Linked DNA regions of Homo sapiens: region 2 is linked to region 1. The links are chromatin loops, found by intact Hi-C in ENCODE. Cell type or tissue: psoas muscle. All regions are shown on one strand. Links, peaks and the distances in the headings refer to the core of each region. The heading gives the core; the rest is flanking DNA. Region 1 overlaps SPTAN1 (spectrin alpha, non-erythrocytic 1). Region 2 overlaps NUP188 (nucleoporin 188).

Region 1 (7,327 bases), core at 1-5,000:
CCTACAAGGAAAAGTACAGAAGCATCAGGCTTTTGAGGCTGAGCTCTCAGCAAACCAGAGCCGAATTGATGCCTTGGAGAAAGCTGGCCAAAAGCTGATTGATGTCAACCACTATGCCAAGGATGAAGTGGCAGCTCGTATGAATGAGGTGATCAGTTTGTGGAAGAAACTGCTAGAGGCCACTGAACTGAAAGGTAAGAGATGTTCCATTGAATTGTGACATGCATGTTTGGGGAACTAAATACCCCTTTCTATTAAGTATTTTAGGGACATATACCCCCCAAGAAAGGTGAGGTGGATGACTTTGGCGTTAGGGATAATTTCCTGTGTAGGAATTACTTGGCTTAAGTTCTTGATAATAATTTGGTAAATGTGGTCGAGCATACTGGTTGGTGAGGGAGTCTGAGTGAGAAGGAACTGAATTGGGCCTCATTGCTGAAAATCAAAGTTCAGCTGAGAGCCAAGGGCATTTACTAATTCTCCAGTGTCCTTATATCTCAAGGGGGTTAGAATGCTTCCAGTTCAACCTTGAGAAGGTAGAGCAGAGGCTGCAATTGATATTTTCTTTCTCTTTGTGACATAAGTGAAGGAATAAAATTCTGACCTGTATAGTCCTTCACTAAGATACTACTGTTCATGGGCAGTGTTGGCAGAAGGGTAATGCTAAGCAGTACAAAATTAAACTTGTTTTCTTCCATAGGAATAAAGCTTCGTGAAGCCAACCAGCAACAGCAATTTAATCGCAATGTTGAGGATATTGAATTGTGGCTATATGAAGTAGAAGGTCACTTGGCTTCGGATGATTACGGCAAAGATCTTACCAATGTGCAGAACCTCCAGAAGAAACATGCACTGCTAGAGGCAGATGTGGCTGCTCACCAGGTAGTGTGAACTGGGGGCTGTGGTTGGGCAAGTGAATGCAGAAACTATAGGAGGGAGGAAAAGCCAGTAATTTGAGACTAAATGAATTTTGGGAGGGATGAAATGTGTTGATTTTCTTAGATCGCTCTGTGCTGCATGTGCTTCTGCTCAAATTAAATATCATCCCTTAGAGCTTTCTAGGAGCCCCAGATGAAGGAAGGAGATAGCAGAAAGAATCCTCTCAGGAATGGAAAAAAGACCTTATCAATTTTTCTCTGTATACGATAAAACCACACCCAAAGTAAAGTCTGCTCTGTCCTTTTGCATTCCCAGGACCGAATTGATGGCATCACCATTCAGGCCCGCCAGTTCCAAGATGCTGGCCATTTTGATGCAGAAAACATCAAGAAGAAACAGGAAGCCCTCGTGGCTCGCTATGAGGCACTCAAGGAGCCCATGGTTGCCCGGAAGCAGAAGCTGGCCGATTCTCTGCGGTTGCAGCAGCTCTTCCGGGATGTTGAGGATGAGGAGACGTGGATTCGAGAGAAAGAGCCCATTGCCGCATCTACCAACAGAGGTCAGTCTGCTTCCCTCAGGTAGGAATCAACTTGGGAAAGGCTGTGCTATTGTAGCATAAAGGGGATGCATGTCAGGATGGGCAGGGTCGAATTTAAATTATTGAACTGGAACCATGGTGGTAGCTAAGAATGACAAATCAGTGCTGACTTTTCTCTTCATGGTTGGATAACTGGGGACTGGTGTCTGCTTTCAGGTAAGGATTTAATTGGGGTCCAGAATCTGCTAAAGAAACATCAAGCCTTACAAGCAGAAATTGCTGGACATGAACCACGCATCAAAGCAGTTACACAGAAGGGGAATGCCATGGTGGAGGAAGGTGAGTGATTGGTATCAGTGACATGGCTTGGTGCTGCTCCTCGTGTCTCCCCTTCTTGCCGAGGGCATGGCCACGTGGGCATCACAAACCAGGCTCTGGGGCTGAATACCATCCCCATTCTTTCCTAACTGTATGACCTGACCAGACCTTACCCTTTCTGAGCCTGAATTTCTTTTTTTTTTTTTTTTTGAGACGGGGTCTCACTCTGTCACCCAGGGTGGAGTGCAGTGGCGCGGTCTCAGCTCAGTGGAACCTCTGCTTCCCTAGTTCAAGCAGTTCTCCTGTCTCAGCCTCCCAAGTAGCTGGGACTACAGGGACACACCACCATACCCAGCTAATTTTTGTATTTTTATTTTTGTATTTTTAATAGAGACAGGGTTTCACCATATTGGTCAGGCTGGTCTTGAACTCCTGACCTCAGGTGATCCACCTACCTCGGCCTCCCAAAGTGCTGGGATTACAGCCATGAGCCACCGCGCCTGGCTCCGAGCCTGAATTTCTTATCTGTGAAACGGGGATGACAGCACCTCTCCTGACACTGTAGTGGGGAGTAAGTGAAACCAAGTAGGAAAAGAGCTGATAGAGTGCCTGCACGTGCCAGTCTCAGTAACTGAGCGCTACAGTGGTACTGTTACTAGTCTTTATGATACTATCACTAATGCCAACTTGCGATATCTGCTTCTTAGAGTCTAGATAGAGGTCATGGTTTGAGGAGGCAAAAAATGAAACAGTCCATTAGAGGGTTAGAACCTGAGCCTCTCAAAAAAAATGGAATTATGAAAGGGCACAGCTCACCAAAACATAGTAATGAAAGTGCCGTGAACACACAGAGAAAACTTATTTTTGTCCTTCTGTGATGTGTCAACGTAGTTTTTGTTATCCTCTTTCCCTACCCATCTTCCAGGCCATTTTGCTGCAGAGGATGTGAAGGCCAAGCTTCACGAGCTGAACCAAAAGTGGGAGGCACTGAAAGCCAAAGCTTCCCAGCGTCGGCAGGACCTGGAGGACTCTCTGCAGGCCCAGCAGTACTTTGCTGATGCTAACGAGGCTGAATCCTGGATGCGGGAGAAGGAACCCATTGTGGGCAGCACTGACTATGGCAAGGACGAAGACTCTGCTGAGGTAACCAGGCGTGGGAAGCGTCTCACCTGCCAGGGAAGTGGAACAGGGCTTGTACTGAGAAGGAAGTTAGGAGAAGTAGTGATGCGCGGGAGGTGTGCATTACAGTGATTGTTTTTTAAAATGTTTTGGAATCCATTTTTCACTTGGTTTTTTTTTTTTTTTTTTTTTTTTTGGAGACAGAGTCTCACTCTTGCCCAGGCTGGACTGCAATGTTACAATTGTGGCTCACTGCAGCCTCAAACTCCTGGGCTCAAGCGATCCTCCTGCCTCAGCCTCCCAAGTAGTTGGAACTATAGGCAGGTACCACTACCTGCCTAGCTACGCTTTTTAATTTTAATTTTATTTTTAGTAGAGACAGGGTCTCGCTATGTTGTCCCATCTGGTTTCAAACTCCTGGCCTCAAACAATCCTCCTGCCAAAGCCTCCCAAAATGCTAGGATGATAGGAATGAACCACCCCTTCTGGCCCATTTTTCACTTTTTATTATGAAAATGTAATCATACCTAAAGGAGAGAGAAGATGACTTCTCACTCACCTTCAACCGTTAACATTTGTCACTCTTGTTTCATCTATGTGAAACCATATGTGTGCTTACATACATACTAACATACCAACATGCACACATACATATATACATACCTACAAACATACCAGCATACACATGTACATACCAGTGCGCACATATACCCACATACCAACATGCACACATACATACATAGATGTACTTGGTTTTTTACTGGTTATCTGTTTTTTGACTAAAATTCTCAAATTTTATTCATAAAGGTCTAGGTATAGTTCCTGTACCTAGCTCTTACCACTCTTCACAAAAACTAGAATGAGTTGAATTTTTCCTTTTCTTTTTTTTTTTCTGAGACAGAGTCTCACTCTGTCATCCAGGTTGGAGTGCAGTGGCATGATCTCGGATAACTGCAACCTCCACCTCCTGGGTTCAAGCGATTCTTCTGCCTTGGCCTCCTAAGTAGCTGGGATTACAGGCGCCCGCCACCACGCCCAGCTAACTTTTTTTGTATTTTTAGGAGAGATGGGGTTTCACCACATTGGCCAGTTTGGTCTTGAACTCCTGACCTCAAGTGATCTGCCTGCCTCAGCCTCGCAAAGTCCTGGGATTACAGGCGTGAGGCACCGCGCTCGTTCTGTCGCTAGGGCTGGAGTACAGTGATGCAATCACGACTCCCTACAGCTTTGACCTCCTGTGCTCAGCAGTCTTCCTGCCTCAGTCCCCTGAGTAGCTTGGACTACAGGCACGCACCATCACATCTGGCTAATTTTTGTATTTTCTGTAGAGATGAGGTTTCAGTATGTTGCCCAGGCTGGTCTTGAACTCCTGGGCTCAAGCTGTCTGCCTGCCTCAGCCTCCCAAAGTGCTGGGATTACAGGCATAAGCCTCTGTGCCTAGACCAGGATGAGTAAGCTATAATCATAATATATATGATTGTCCCAAAAGATGAGAATCCTGAAAAACTTTGAAAATGATATTAGCACTGTAAGAAGGGCAGGAGGTGATTACGTCATTGTGCAACTGAGAAAGGCTGTTGAGGCAGGATGGCAGGTTGGCGAGGCAGTGGAGGATGGGAGGCTTCAGCCCCTGCACAGTGCTCCATGTGTGGTTTTGGTTTCAGGCTCTACTGAAGAAACACGAAGCTTTGATGTCAGATCTCAGTGCCTACGGCAGCAGCATCCAGGCTTTGCGAGAACAAGCACAGTCCTGCCGGGTAAACTTGTAACAGTTTATGGGTTACTGGAGGGAGGCCTTGAAGGACTCAGATACTGTCAGCAGGTGTTCCTATCATAGGCCCCATTTGACTCTGCTATTAACTCTTGTGACACAAAGATTTACAGAGTTTAAAATAAGATTTATTTATTTATTTATTTATTTAGAGACAGAGTCTCACTCCGTCGCCTAGGCTGGAGTGCAGTGGCACAACCTCGGCTCACTGCAACCTCCGCCTCCTGGGTTCAAGCGATTTTCCTGACTCAGCCTCCTGAGTAGGTGGGATTACAGGTGTTCACCACCATGCCCAGCTAAATTTTTTTTTTTTTTTTGAGATGGAGTCTTGCTAGAGTGCAGTGGCACTATCTTGGCTCACTGCAACCTCTGCCTCCCAGGTTGAAGCAATTACCCTGCCTCAGCCTCCTGAGTAGCTGGGATTACTGGCGCCCGCCACCACGCCCAGCTAATTTTTGTATTTTTAGTAGAGATGGGGTTTCACTATGTTGGCCGGGCTGGTCTTGAATTCCTGACCTCATGATCTGCCCGCCTTGGCCTCCCAAAGTGCTGGGATTATAGGTATGAGCACTGTGCCCGGCCCTACTTTAAAATGAGATTTTTTTTTTTTTTTTTTGAGATGGAGTTTCACTCTTGTTGCCCAGGTTGAAGTGCATTGGCCTGATCTTGGCTCACCGCAACCTCCGCCTCCCAGGTTCAAGTGATTCTCCTGACTCATCCTCCCGAGTAGCTGGGATTACAGGCACGCACCACCACGCCTGTCTAGTTTTGTATTTTTAGTAGAGATGGGGTTTCTCCATGTTGGTCAGGCTGGTCTCGAACCCCCGACCTCAGGTGATCTGCCTGCCTCAGCCTCCCAAAGTGCTGAGATTACACGTATGAGCCACCGTGCCCAGACAAAATGAGATTTTTTTTTTAAAGATACCAAAAATTTAAAGTTCTTGGATCAGATTTTATTGGTAGCTTCAGTGAAGAATTCTCATGAGTGTATATTTGGTACATTTGGTACAGCTGGTGGCATTTGAATCTGCTCTGTACTTAGATGACTCAGCGCGGACGTGTTTTTACCATGTTTGCCCTTCCTTTGGATTTTTAGCAACAAGTGGCCCCCACGGATGATGAGACTGGGAAGGAGCTGGTCTTGGCTCTCTACGACTATCAGGAGAAGAGTCCCCGAGAGGTCACCATGAAGAAGGGAGATATCCTTACCTTACTCAACAGCACCAACAAGGCAAGGCACAGAGAGTGGCTGTGTGTTTGTTCCACGCTGGCACCTCCACGTATGCTCAGTTGGGTTTCTGTGGGTTGCATGTCTCCCTGAAATGAGAAGGCTTAGAATTCAAAGACATGAGTTTCCTCACCAATCCCCCACGTGACATACATTTATGCAGTACTGTGTATGACCAAGAAGTTAATCTGTCTTCTTGAATACCTGCAAGAAGCATAGATAATCACACTCAGAAGGATAGCTTATTTTCACCATTGAGTGTCTCTAGGTGGAATTTTTGTCCTGTCAAGCCAAAGTTTGCTTTCTGTATAACTTGGACCTGTTGGTTCTTTTTTTTTCTTTTTCTTTTCTTTTTTTTTTTTTTTTGAGACAGAGTCTCGCTCTGTCACCCAGGCTAGAGTGCAGTGGCACGATTTCAGCTCACTGCAAGCTCCGCCTCCTGCGTTCACCCCATTCTCCTGCCTCAGCCTCCCGAGTAGCTGGGACTACAGGCGCCCACCACTGCACCTGGCTAATTTTTTGTATTTTTAGTAGAGATGGGGTTTCACCGTGGTCTCTATCTCCTGACCTCGTGATCCACCCACCTCAGCCTCCCAAAGTGCTGGGATTACAGGCATGAGCCGCCGTGCCCGGCCTTTTTTTTTTTTTTTTTTGAGACAATGTCTTGCTCTGTCGTCCAGGTTGCAGTGCAGTGGCATGATCTCAGCTCACTACAAGCTCCACCTCCCAGGTTCACGCCATTCTCCTGCCTCAGCCTCCCGAGCAGCTGGGACTACAGGTGCCTGCCACCACGCCCGGCTAATTTTTTGTATTTTTAGTAGAGACGGGGTTTCACCGTGTTAGCCAGGATGGTCTCGATCTCCTGACCTCGTGATCCACCCGCCTCAGCCTCCCAAAGTGCTGAGATTACAGGCATGAGCCACCGCGCCTGGCCGACCTGTTGGTTCTTACTCCAGACTACAAGCTACATCTCAGCCCAGCAGATCATTGAAGACAGCTGTGACCTCACCCCACAGGCTTTGTCTTCTTTAGGCTAAATAATGACAATAATAAATCCATCCTGGTCCACCAGCCTTTCTTCCCTAACACACTCTGAATTGACAGTGGTGTTGAAGCATGCACAGATTGACTGATCCTGAAAGAGGCCTGCCTTCTGTTTTAGTTAAGGCTGGAGAAATGTCCTTGGCCATTTTTAAGAGCAAGTTTATTCCCATTCCCACACCTTATTTATCCTTGTCATGATAATTTGAGGAAACCTGTGATTCTTATCTTTCTATTGAGTCTAATTTAAACCTAAACCAACTTGTGGTCTAACTTTGGTTTATTCAAGAGCAGCATTGCCCAGTAGAACTTTCTGTGATGGTGGAAATGTAAGTGTCTGTGCTGCTTCTGCAGTAACTACTAGCTACGTGTGATAGTAAGCCCTTAAAATATGGCTAGTACAACTGGGTGTTTTATTTAATTAAATTATAAC
Region 2 (12,380 bases), core at 2,925-7,924, 400 kb after region 1:
TTAGCCAGGAGTGGTGGTGCGCACCTGTAGTCCCAGCTACTTGGGAGGCTGAAGCACGAGAATCACTTGAACCCAGGAGGTGGAGGTTGCAGCGAGCCGAGATCGCGCCACTGCACTCCAGCCTGGGCAAGAGGGAGACTCTGTCTCAAAAAAAAAAAATGTCTGTGAGTTTGTGTATCTCTGTGTGTTTAAAATATTGATGTCTGGTAGAGGAGTTACATTTTTTATTTATCCTCAGATATTAGACTAATTTATCTTTCTCTCTCAGGGGGTCAAACCAACCTTCGCATACCTCAAGGCACTGTGGGCCAAGTAATGTTGGATGATAGGGCATACCTGGTACGCTGGGAATACTCCTATAGCAGCTGGACCCTCTTTACCTGCGAGATTGAAATGTTGCTTCATGTTGTTTCAACTGCAGGTAAGGTCAGCTTTCGGAAACATCACCTACGAGGAGGAAAAGTGGATATGCTTGGAGGATTTAGAAAATAGAATATCTACATAAAATTTAGAACCATCAAGATTGTGATTTGTCTGATTTGTGTATCTGGGTCTCAGAGACTGTTCAGTGATCTTAAAGGGGTTGTTTGCCGTGAGGTCACAGGCTGTCTTTCTTCTCAGATGTGATTCAGCACTGCCAGCGAGTCAAACCCATCATTGATCTCGTCCATAAGGTCATCAGTACAGACCTGTCGATAGCAGACTGTCTCCTGCCCATCACATCTCGCATCTACATGCTGCTGCAGCGGTGAGTCTGTCTTGGCTGACCCTCAGCTGCCCAGTAGAGATCTCAGCACTTGTGCCCTCAGTTTGCAGGAACCTGGACACATACCCACTGGGTTAAAGTTCGCGCATATTCCTTGGTTTTCCTGTTTTTATATCTGTGAGGGTTTTCCTGTTTTTATATGTCTGCTGAGGGGAGAGACTGGGGAGAGAGAAGTGGAAAAATGTTTGTGAGGGAACCAGTTGTATTATTTGCTTTATTGAGTATAGTGTATTGTTCTCCAACCAGGTTAACGACAGTGATCTCCCCACCTGTGGATGTCATTGCTTCTTGTGTCAACTGCTTAACTGTTTTGGCTGCCCGCAATCCAGCAAAGGTGAGATGCCAGATCTTCCCAAGAGCCAAAAATGTAGCACTTGGCACATACCTGAAGATATGTGGGCATTTAACTCTTCCTTTTCCTTCTCAGGTCTGGACTGATCTTCGTCACACAGGTTTTTTACCATTTGTGGCCCATCCTGTCTCCAGCCTGAGTCAGATGATTAGGTGAGCCAAGTCCTAGGGTGGTGGGCCATATTCCCTAGTGAGAACCACATATGTCTCAGATCTAGCCTAGGTTTATTAATTTTATTTTTATGTATTTGTTTGTTTATTTTTTTGAGATGGAGTCTCACTCTGTTGCCCAGGCTGGAGTGCAGTGGTGCAGCCTCCGCCTCCCATGTTCAAGCAGTTGTTGTGTTTCAGCCTCCCGAGTAGCTGGGATTATAGGCTCGAGCCACCACGCCCAGCTAATTTTTGTATTATTTATGTATTTATTTACTTTTTTTATTTTTTGAGATGGAGTTTCGCTCTGTTACCGAGGCCAGAGTGCAGTGGCACGATCTAAGCTCACTGCAGCCTCTGCCTCCCGGGTTCAAGCAATTCTCCCACCTCAGCCTCCCCGGTAGCCAGGATTACAGATGTGCGGCACCACGCCCGGCTAATTTTTTGTATTTTTAATAGAGACGAGGTCTTACCATGTTGGTCTGACTCGTCTGGAACTCCTGGTCTCAAGTGATCTGCCCGCCTTAGCCTCTCAAAGTGCTGGGATTATAGGCGTGAGCCACCGCGCCTGGCCTGATTTTTTTTTTTTTTTTTTTGAGATGGAGTTGCGCTCTTGTTGCCCCGGCTGGAGTGCAATGGCGTGATCTTGGCTCACCACAACCTCCGCCTCCCAGGTTCAAGTGATTCTCCTGCCTCAGCCTCCCAAGTAGCTGGGATTACAGGCATTCACCACCACGCCCCGGTAATTTTGCATTTTTGGTAGAGATAGTGTTTCACCGTGTTGGCCAGGCTGGTCTCGAACTCCTGACCTCAACTGATCCGCCTGCCTTGGCCTCCCAAAGTGCTGGGATTACAGGCATGAGCCATGGTGCCCGGCCGAGAGCAAGAGAGATTTCTTATCCAACATCAATCACGTTAGTATGTGAGCATTTACTTTCCAGCCCAGAAAATCCAGAGGTTTCTAGATTCAGGGACTTGGTGTCCCGTTATTAAGCCACAATCACTCTGTACTTTTTCTCATTTCATGGGTTCTCGAGCTCAGCCAGTAGACCACTTACCAGTACACAGGCTCCATCTTACTACCTGAGCATTCTCGCCTTGCTGTCTCTTGACAAAAATGTTTCCCTGATGTTCCTTTGATTTTTTTACTTTCAATCTAGGTTTTACATCAATAAAACATGTTCTTAATGTTTACCCTGGGTACAGAACTGTCTTGATTGGATTATTTCCACTGGAGAGCTTTTCTATTTTATATTCAAGTCATCTAGACTATAACAAGAATGCTCTATGATTAGTTTCTTGAAACCTTGAAATTTCCCTATCATTTTTTTTCCCTCTACTTCTTTTTCCAGTGCGGAAGGGATGAATGCTGGAGGGTACGGAAACCTCTTGATGAACAGTGAACAGCCTCAGGGCGAGTATGGGGTTACTATTGCCTTTCTGCGCTTGATCACCACCCTTGTCAAGGTACAGTCTGATTTTGTTCACAAAGGGCAGAAAAAGAAAAGGTCCAGTCTTGTCAGATGACTCTGAAATAGTTTCCCTGGCCCCTGGTGCTGTAATCTTCTTGTCTGTAGGCAGAATAGTCATCTTGAAGTTACAGTGACAACAGTTTCTATGTATTGAGTACCTAGTATGTGCCAGTTATGTACTCTATTAGGTGCTTAATTATGTGAATTTATTTAATGATTGGAAGGTTTATGAAGTAGAATGGAAGAGGCCAAAAGGGTATTGCAGTTACTATCAAGCTATTTTGACAGTAACCTGGGATAATATCATATCCCAGTATATATACATGTGTGTATATTCCTGAAGCAAAATTTCACAGTTTATTTCACAACATTTATTCTTACCACACAAGTTGTACCCTGATATTTTCTATTCAGTCTCCTCCCTATTTAAGTGAATTTTGACCATAGACTGATCTCATAATCTACTAATGGGTTACAACTCGGTTTGAAAAATACTGACATAGAGCATAAATAATGACATAGAGCATAAATTTTGGAGTCAGAATTAGGTTTACATTCAGGTTGACAGCTTACTAGCTGCATGACCTTGAGCAAGTAAAGAATATCTTAAGAGTCTCTAAAACAGAATGCTATATGGTCTCTACCTCATGGGATTGAGAAGAGGGTCATGCATGAAAAAAACTATACTTCCTGCCTGCAGGAATCAATGAATGCTTAAAAAGAAATGATTGTAGGCTGGGTGCAGTGATTCATGCCTGTAATCCCAGCACTTTGGGAGGCCGAGGCGGATGGATCACCTGAGGCTGATCAGGAGTTTGAGACCAGCCTGGCCAACATGGTGAAACCTCATCTCTACTAAAAATACAAAAATTAGCTGGGCGTGGTGGTGGACGCCTGTAATCCCAGCTACTCAGTGGGCTGAGGCAGGAGAATTGCTTGAACCTGGGAGGCGGAGGTTGCAGCGAGTCGAGATCACGCCATTGCACTCCAGCCTAGGTGCCAAGAGTGAAACTCCATCTTGGGGGCGAAAAAAAAGATTGCATATAGAGATAGGAATATATAGATATTTATATATAACTAAAGAGTCCCCATTTTTAGTAGAAGGATGCTACAGTTAACAGATATCATTGGGTATCAGATTTTTGCATATCAGATCTCCTTTCTAGTATTTCAGTGATGGGATTGAGGTTAGGGACGGCTGGCAATCATGATAGTGAAGTGGCATTGTTCATCATCAGCAATCCTCTATCCTTTATGTTTAAGGTGCCTCCCTTCTGTCCAGATTTAGCCTGCATCCCTTTTCTTCGTGTTGGTGCCTTTTGTGACATTCTCTTTCATCACTTTTTCTATTCTAGAAAAGACCCACAACTTGGGCTCAACTATAAAGTAGGACTTTTGATGTTTCTTTTTTTTCATTGATGACCAAGGTTTGCCTAGATTTCCTTTGGACCTATCTATGGTTTTGGAATTAAATCTCTAGGTAACTAAATGACTTTTCCTTAAATGTGCGGAAGTCCTCACTGCATGGTTTCTTGTAGGGGCAACTTGGTAGTACCCAGAGCCAAGGACTTGTACCCTGTGTAATGTTTGTGCTGAAGGAGATGCTTCCCAGCTACCATAAGTGGCGCTACAACTCTCATGGAGTGAGGGAACAGATTGGTAAGGACAGCATGGGCAGGGAAGACCTGGGGATTTCTGGCCCCACTGGAGAGCTTTTTTCTTTCCCTTTCTTGAGATAAGGGGTCATTTCACAAGGCCACATCATTCCTCTGTCTTTTCTGGAGTCCAGGTTGCCTGATCTTGGAGCTGATTCATGCGATACTGAACCTGTGCCACGAGACAGACCTGCACAGCAGGTAATGAAGGGTTGATTACTAGAGCTTGGTGCTCGCCAAGGCAAGACACGGGCTTTTGCTGTGCAAAGCCGTCTCAGTTCTTCCAGAGAATTTACCTTGCTTGAGCCCAGAACTCAGTAATCTTGAGGTTGTTAGTTGCTTTCCATTGGCCTGTTTATCATTTCTCACTGTGGACAGAGAAGTAGGAATGAGAGAGAGAGAGAGAGAGAGAGAGTGTGTGTGTGTGTGTGTGTGTGTGTGTGTGTGTGTGTGTGTGTATGTGTATACATACACTAATATATTAATCATTCTTTATGATCGTTACAAAAGTTCATTCCTGACGAGACACTCTTCATATATATCTGCATCCCAGGGCCAGTTACTATGTATTCTTGGTTTTTTCCTCTTTCTGTATTGACTGTAACTTTCTTTCCATGCTACTGCTTATAGATGTCTTATTTTAATGGTTCTATGCATTCCATCATATGGATTAATTATGATCCTTTTCAGTAGCTGTATCTGTTACTTGATGGACATTTAGATTGCTTCTCAGGGTGATCTTTAGGTGATCAAGTCTGTTTCAGGAAAGTGATCAGAGTGCCTTCAGCTTGCAGAGAGCTGGTCTCCAGTGTCCAGTAGGTTAGGTTAGCCACCCTAGCCTAATTGGACAATGCCCTTCCTTCCAAGATACACTGAGTGGCTCCCTGGTAACTCAGAATACCTCTGTCTTCCAGTCATACTCCCAGCCTGCAGTTTCTCTGCATCTGCAGCCTGGCATACACAGAAGCAGGACAGACAGTTATCAATATCATGGGCATTGGCGTGGACACCATTGACATGGTGATGGCTGCTCAGCCTCGAAGGTAGGGCTCCTTCTCCACGTTCCCTTTGTCTGTCTTTATTGTGCCTGCATGTTACTAATAACTCCAGTTTAAGTTAACTTGCAGTAGCTTTTAGAAGACGACATTGTTCTTCCTAGGACATAGCCTTTACATACCCTAGTGGCTGCTGTATAGATTGGCGTATAGCAAAGGGAGTTGATTACTCCTCCTCTCTCCTAGTTTGGACTGGGGCCTCTAACAGAAGCTGTTGAACTCTGGGATTATTGTTGGAATCTAATTCATGAGAGCACATATATTGCGAATGAAGTCATACTGTCTGAATCATCTTTGGTTTCCATTTGGCACCCTAGTGATGGGGCAGAGGGCCAGGGGCAGGGCCAGCTGCTGATCAAGACAGTGAAACTGGCATTCTCCGTCACCAACAATGTTATTCGGCTGAAACCTCCTTCTAATGTGGTGTCCCCCCTGGAACAGGCTCTCTCACAACATGGTATGTATTTCTCTTCCAGTCACAACATGGTATGTATTTCTCTTCCAGTCATTTTTGCTCATAAATACGTATCTTAGGCAGTGTTTTTGGATGTCAACAGTATTTTCTGCTTCTTGAGGAAGTTTGGGAATGATTACCAGCTCCTTTCCTGAAATTGGAAACAAAAGGACTAGATGGTACTTTATTTCTGCCTCCTATTGATGATAGAATAATAGTTAAGAATGCAGATTTGAAGTCAGACTGCCTTGGTTCAAATTTTGTATCCAATCAACTGTGTGACCTTGGGTACGTTATTAAACAACTCTGCCTCTGATTTCTCATCTGTAAAATGGGGATAATGGTACAGGTTGAGTATCCCTTATCTGAAATGCTTGGGACCAGAAGTGTTTTGGGTTTCAGATTTTTTTTTCATATTTTGGAATAGTTGCAGTATACTTACCAGTTTAGCATAAATCCAAAATGTTCCAGTGAGCATTTCCTTTGAGCTATAGTTAGAGATTTTGACACATTCCAGATTTTTTTTAATTTTTTAATTTTTTTTTTTTTTTTTTTTTTTTTTTGAGACAGTCTAGCTCTGTTGCCCAGGCTGGAGTGCAGTGGCGCAATCTCGGCTTACTGCAGCATCTGCCTCCTGGGTTTAAGCAATCCTCCTGCCTCAGCTTCCCGAGTAGCTGGGATTACAGGCATCTGTCCCACGCCCGGCTAATTTTTGTTTTGTTTTGTTTTATTTTGTTGTTTTGTTCTGTTTGGTAGAGACGAGCTTTCGCTATGTTGGCCAGGCTGGTCTCGAACTCCTGACCTCAGGTGACTTGCCCTCTTTGGCCTCCCAAAGTGCTGGGATTACAGGCATGAGCCACCGTGCTCTAATTTGAGGTTTTCAGATTATGGATGCCTGTAGTATCTTCCTAATAAGATTATAATAAAGGGCTGGGCATGGTGGCTCACGTCTGTAATCCCAGCACTTTGGGACGGTGAGGCTGGGGAGGATACTTTGAGTCCAGGAGTTCGAGACCAGCTTGGGCAAAATAAGGAGACCTCCATCTATACCAAAACAAACAAAAAAAAGTAGCTGGGCCTGGTGGCATATGCCTGTGGTCCCAGCTACTCAGGAGGCTGAGGTTGGGGGATTGTTTGAAGCTTGGCAGGTCAAAGCTGCAGTGAGCCATGATTTTGCCACTGCACTCCAGCTTGGACAACATAGTGAAACCCTCTCTCAAAAAGAAAAAAAGATAGGCTGGGTGCAGTGGCTCACGCTTTTAATCCCAGCACTTTGGGAGGCCGAGGTGGGCGGATCACGAGGTCAGGAGTTTGAGACCAGCCTGGCCAACACAGTGAAACCCCATCTCTACTAAAAATACAAAAGTTAGCTGGGTATGGTGGTGGGTGCCTGTAATCCTAGCACTTTGGGAGGCCGAGGTGGGTGGATCACTTGAGGTCGGGTTCAAGACCAGCCTGGCCAACATGGTGAAACCCTGTCTCTATTAAAAATTTTAAAAATTAGCTGGACGTGGTGGTGCACGCCAGTAATCCCAGCTACTCAGGAGGCTGAGGCAGGAGAATTGCTTGAACCTGGGAGGTGGAGGTGCAGTGAGTCGAGATCGTGCCACTGCACTTCAGCCTGGGTGACTGAGTGAGACTCTGTCTCAAAAAAAATTAATAAATAAATAAAAATTAATAAAATAAGCACCTATTTTATTCAAAATGTATCTTTGCTGTCGATGAGTTGGGTTGAACTGTTTATCCCCAAATTCTGACTATTCTTTTGCTCCTCAATCAAGAGAAGGATACAGCCACCTAGGTTTGCTGTGGCCCTCCAAGTACTTGAGGGTAAATTCCTTCACATACACACTGTGGGTCTTTTTTGAACAGTCAGTGCTCTAAGGACTTGAATTAGGCACACTTGATATCTAAACTGTTTCCTGTGCTGCTTTAGGTGCTCATGGAAACAACCTCATTGCTGTTCTAGCCAAATACATCTACCACAAACATGACCCTGCTTTGCCACGTCTTGCCATTCAGCTGCTGAAACGTCTGGCCACGGTAGGATCGTACTTCATGCACACACACTGTTTATATGAGGGTGTTTTTTTCCCCCTGATTACAAAAGACATGCTCAGGCCACGTGCAGCGGCTTAACGCCTGTATATAATTCCAGCACTTTGGGAGGCCAAGGTGGGAGGATCATTTGAGCCCAGGAGTTCAAGACCAGCCTGGGCCACATAGTGAGACCCCATCTCTAATATAGAAAAAAGGAGAAAAGGCTGCGTGCGGTGGCTCATGCCTGTAATTCCAGCACTTTGGGAGGCTGAGGTGGGTAGATCACAAGGTCAGGAGTTCAAGACCAACCTGGCCAAGATGGTGAAACCCTATCTCTCCTAAAAATACAAAAATTAGGGGGCCGGGCATGGTGGCTCACGCCTGTAATCCCAGCACTTTGGGAGGCCGAGGCGGGTGTATCACAGAGTCAGGAGATCAAGACCATCCTGGCTAATACGGTGAAACCCCTTCTCTACTGAAAAATACAAAAAATTAGCCAGGCATTATGGCAGGCGCCTGTAGTCCCAGCTAATTGGGAGGCTGAGGCAGGAGAATGGCATGCACTAGGGAGGCGGAACTTGCAGTGAGCTGAGATCGCGCCACTGCACTCCAGCCTGGGTGACAGAGCAAGACTCCATCTCAAAAATTAGCCAGGCGTGGTGGCAGGTGCCTGTGATCCCAGCTACTTGGGAGCCTGAGGCAGAGAGTTGCTTGAACCCGGGAGGCAGAAGTTGCGGTGAGCTGTGATCACGCCACTGCACTCCAGCCTGGGCGACAGAGCGAGACTCCGTCTCAAGATAAAAGGAGAAAAAAGACATGCTTATTGTAAAATATTTATTTAAATGTTACAAATAGATGTAACAGAAAGTTAAGATGCCCTATGATCTCCTTATTCCAAGAATCCCTATGGGCAGGGGGATATGCCATGCTCCAGATTTCTTTTTTTTTTTTTTTTTTTTGAAATAGGGTCTGGCTATGTCTCCAAGGCTGTGCTCCACATTTCTTATCTGTGTTCTTGTATTTTAAAAAGTATCGGCTGGGCGCTGTGGCTCACACCTGTAATCCCAGTACTTTGGGAGGCTGAAGCAGGTGGATCATGAGGTCAGGGGTTCAAGACCAGCGTGGCCAAGATGGTGAAACCCCACCTCTACTAAAAATACCAAAATTAGCTGGGTGGCAGGTGCCTGTAATCCCAGCTACTCAGGAGGCTGAGGCAGGAGAATCGCTTGAAACTGGGCAACAGAGGTTGCAGTGAGCTGAGATCACATCACTGCACTCCAGCCTGGGCGACAGAGTGAGACACCGCCTCAAAAAATAAAATAATAAAGGTATTTAGGGCTGGGCGTGGTGGCTCATGCCTGTAATCCCAGGACTCTGGGAGGCCCAGGTGGGTGGCTTGCCTGAGCTCAGGAGTTTGAAACCATCCTGGGCAACACGGTGAAACCCCATCTCTACTAAAATACAAAAAAATTAGCCGGGTGTGGCTGCGTGTGCCTGTAGTCCCAGGTACTCAGTAGGCTGAGGCAGGAGAATTGCTTGAACCCGGGAGGTGGAGGTTGCAGTGAGCCGAGTTCACACCACTGTGCTCCAGCCTGGGCGACAGAGTCAAAAAAAAAAAAAAAAGTATTTGAGTGTGTACTTTTGTTCTTGATAAAAGCAGAATTCCTGGTACTGTTTTTCTTTCTTTTTTTTTTTTTTTTTTGAGACGGAGTCTCGCTCTGTTGCCTAGGCTGGAGTGCAGTGGCGCGATCTCGGCTCACTGCAAGCTCCGCCTCCTGGGTTCAGCCATTCTCCTGCCTTAGCCTCCCGAGTAGCTGGGACTACAGGCGCCTGCCACTGCACCCGGCTAATTTTTTGTATTTTTTTTAGTAGAGACGGGGTTTCACCGTGGTCTCGATTTCCTGACCTCGTGATCTGCCCGCTTGGCCTCCCAAAGTGCTGGGATTACAGGCATGAGCCACCGCGCCCAGCCCTTCCTGGTACTGTTTTTGTTTTGAGACAGTCCCACTCCATCACCCAGGCTGGAGTGCTGTGGCATGATCTCACTGCAGCCTCCACTCCCAGGTTCATGCGATTCTCCTGTCTAAGCCTCCCAGGTTGCTGGGATTACAGGCGCCCACTACAACACCCAGCTGATTTTTTTGTATTTTTAGTAGGGACGAAGTTTTGCCATGTTGGCCAGGCTAGTCTCGAACTCCTGATCTCAAGTGATCTGCCTGCCTCAGCCTCCCAACATGCTGGGATTACAGGCGTGAGCCACTGTGCCTGGCCCCTGGTACTGTTTTATGACTGGCTTCCTTTACTTGATACCATATCAGGCAGTCTTGATGTGCTTCATGCCACATAGGCACATTTGGACTTCCTTCATTCTTTTTTGTCTTTTTTCCTTTTTTTAATTTGGACTTCCTTCATTCTTTTTAATGTTTGCATATCACATCCTAGAATGGATGCATCCTGATTTATTTGCGCTACTTTCTGTCTTTCACTATTACAAGCAGTGCTGCAGTGAACATTATTATCCCTACCACCCTGTAAACATTTGTTTACAGTTCCAAAGATTTATGTAGGTATAAATGAACATGATATTTTTTATTAGATATTTCCAAATTACCTTCCAAAAAACATTGTAACAGTTTATACTTATAACACCAAGTATTCTATCGTTGCTGCAAGGTCTTCATCATTGTTTAGTCTTTGCCAATCTAATAAGCAAAAAAATGTTTCACTTTTCAGTTTGTATTTATTTAACCATGAGGGAAGTTGAGCATTTCTTTATACTGATTACTGTCTTTCCTGTGAATTTGCGGGCATCTCATGCTTGTTTGTGGTGATGTCCCTTTTAGCCCAGAGCTGTAGTCTGGATGCTTCCCTTTCTGCCAATTTTCTGGGAGCTCTTCAGTGCCCTTCTGTGGGAGCCCATTGAGGTTTTTGTGGAAGCAGAGCTCTAAGCCTGTGTGTTCCGGTCTCCACCAGGTGGCCCCAATGTCAGTGTATGCTTGTCTGGGCAATGATGCGGCTGCCATTCGTGATGCCTTCCTGACCCGATTGCAGAGCAAAATTGAGGACATGCGCATCAAAGTCATGATTCTAGAGTTCCTCACTGTTGCAGTAGAGACCCAGCCAGGCCTCATCGAACTGTTTCTGAACCTGGAAGTTAAGGATGGCAGTGATGGCTCAAAGGTAAGCCTGTAACCTGGGATGACACTGGGAGTTGGCTCACTGGGAGGCAGATGCTGGGCTCTGCAAGTACAGCTGCTGGCAGTGGCTGTGGAACTGAACTCTTACCTGTCCCTTCTTGCAGGAATTCAGCCTTGGGATGTGGAGCTGTCTCCATGCAGTGCTGGAGCTGATTGATTCCCAACAGCAAGATCGATACTGGTGCCCACCCCTGCTGCATCGTGCCGCCATTGCCTTTTTGCATGCTCTGTGGCAGGATCGGAGGGACAGTGCCATGCTGGTCCTCCGAACCAAGTAAGTCTGCCTCTGGGAGTAGTTTCATTGTTCTGGTCTATAAAATGGGAGTAATAATAGCTCTTATCCCAGAGGTTTGTTGTGACAGTTCACTGGGAATAAGAGTGCTTAGTCCTGGTTCAATACCTGGGAGTTTTACACTAATTCTCTTTCTAATGCTGCTGCAAGTATTAAGGATCTTTAAATATTAAGCACCTGGAAGGTTCAGTTGCTTTTGTGTTCCTGCCTTTTGCTAACTAGCTGCATCAAAACTCATTATTCTTGAGAAACAGTAGATTCAGGAGAGAGGCGCTTGCTCAAGTCACTGGATTGAATGAAACATTCCGTTCTATTGGACCTGCTGGCACAAAGGGAAGGAGTGTTAAAAGGCTAAATTTGGGAGTCTGCTGTCTTATTTCCCTCCCTCCTCTTCTGTGGGGCTTTTGGGAATCTACAGTGGAAGGAATCTTGAAGAGTTTTTATTGATCAACTCTATAATGCATAAGTGTGATTCATGAGAGGAAAATGTAATTTTATCTATGGAAACCTTTCATTTATACGGGAACAACTGACTTATCAGACACATATTAGGATTGAGACTGGTAAAATATGAAGTGACCACCAAAGGGAGCTTGAGAGAGGAGAAAATGACTGTGAGAGGGAAAAAGTTATGATTTCAAACATTTATTTCCTTTTTAGACCCAAGTTTTGGGAAAATTTAACCAGTCCGCTGTTTGGAACCCTTTCTCCTCCCTCTGAAACATCAGAGGTAAGCTGTGGCAGAGGGCAGGATGGTGGCTACAAGTCCCTTGGAGGAAAGGCTGTGGGCTGTGAGATGGGGCCGTAGACAATGATACCTCCCCTAATTAAACAACAGAATGTTCCCTTCACTAGAAACGTCTTTCTCAGGGAAGTGCCAGCTTTCTGTCCCTTTGATGTCTTGCTTTGGGAAGGAAAGTGGTTTGCGCTACTGTGTGTTGGTGGCTC

Evidence for each region. A loop is a pair of places that touch in the nucleus more often than their neighbours do. Peaks named below come from ENCODE experiments on the same cell type or tissue, not always from the same donor. Only the 100,000 strongest peaks of a DNase experiment are listed, where the experiment ranks them.
Region 2: it touches region 1 in a loop (2.7-fold over the local background); 2 of 110 quality-filtered maps call a loop at or near these places.

Annotation. Positions count from the first base shown.
Region 1 is chr9:128,583,088-128,590,414 of GRCh38, forward strand. SPTAN1 (spectrin alpha, non-erythrocytic 1) reads left to right here. Exons shown (of 57, transcript NM_001130438.3): 15 at 1-194; 16 at 701-882; 17 at 1,195-1,438; 18 at 1,634-1,756; 19 at 2,661-2,878; 20 at 4,519-4,611; 21 at 5,722-5,856. Among named protein-coding and RNA genes, the nearest start is that of SPTAN1, 34 kb to the left of the region's middle. In psoas muscle, for the core only: no CTCF peak of the experiment used is centred there; no DNase peak of the experiment used is centred there.
Region 2 is chr9:128,982,281-128,994,660 of GRCh38, forward strand. It overlaps NUP188 (nucleoporin 188), which reads left to right. Exons shown (of 44, transcript NM_015354.3): 16 at 269-421; 17 at 622-748; 18 at 1,013-1,100; 19 at 1,194-1,270; 20 at 2,620-2,734; 21 at 4,278-4,398; 22 at 4,529-4,595; 23 at 5,309-5,437; 24 at 5,767-5,906; 25 at 7,840-7,946; 26 at 10,917-11,123; 27 at 11,245-11,414; 28 at 12,093-12,162. LOC101929314 (a long non-coding RNA gene) reads right to left here. Exons shown (of 4, transcript XR_007061810.1): 3 at 11,610-11,754; 4 at 11,374-11,451. Among named protein-coding and RNA genes, the nearest start is that of SH3GLB2, 40 kb to the right of the region's middle. In psoas muscle, for the core only: no CTCF peak of the experiment used is centred there; a DNase peak (open chromatin) is centred at 5,781; H3K4me3 peaks cover 365 bases; H3K27ac peaks cover 993 bases.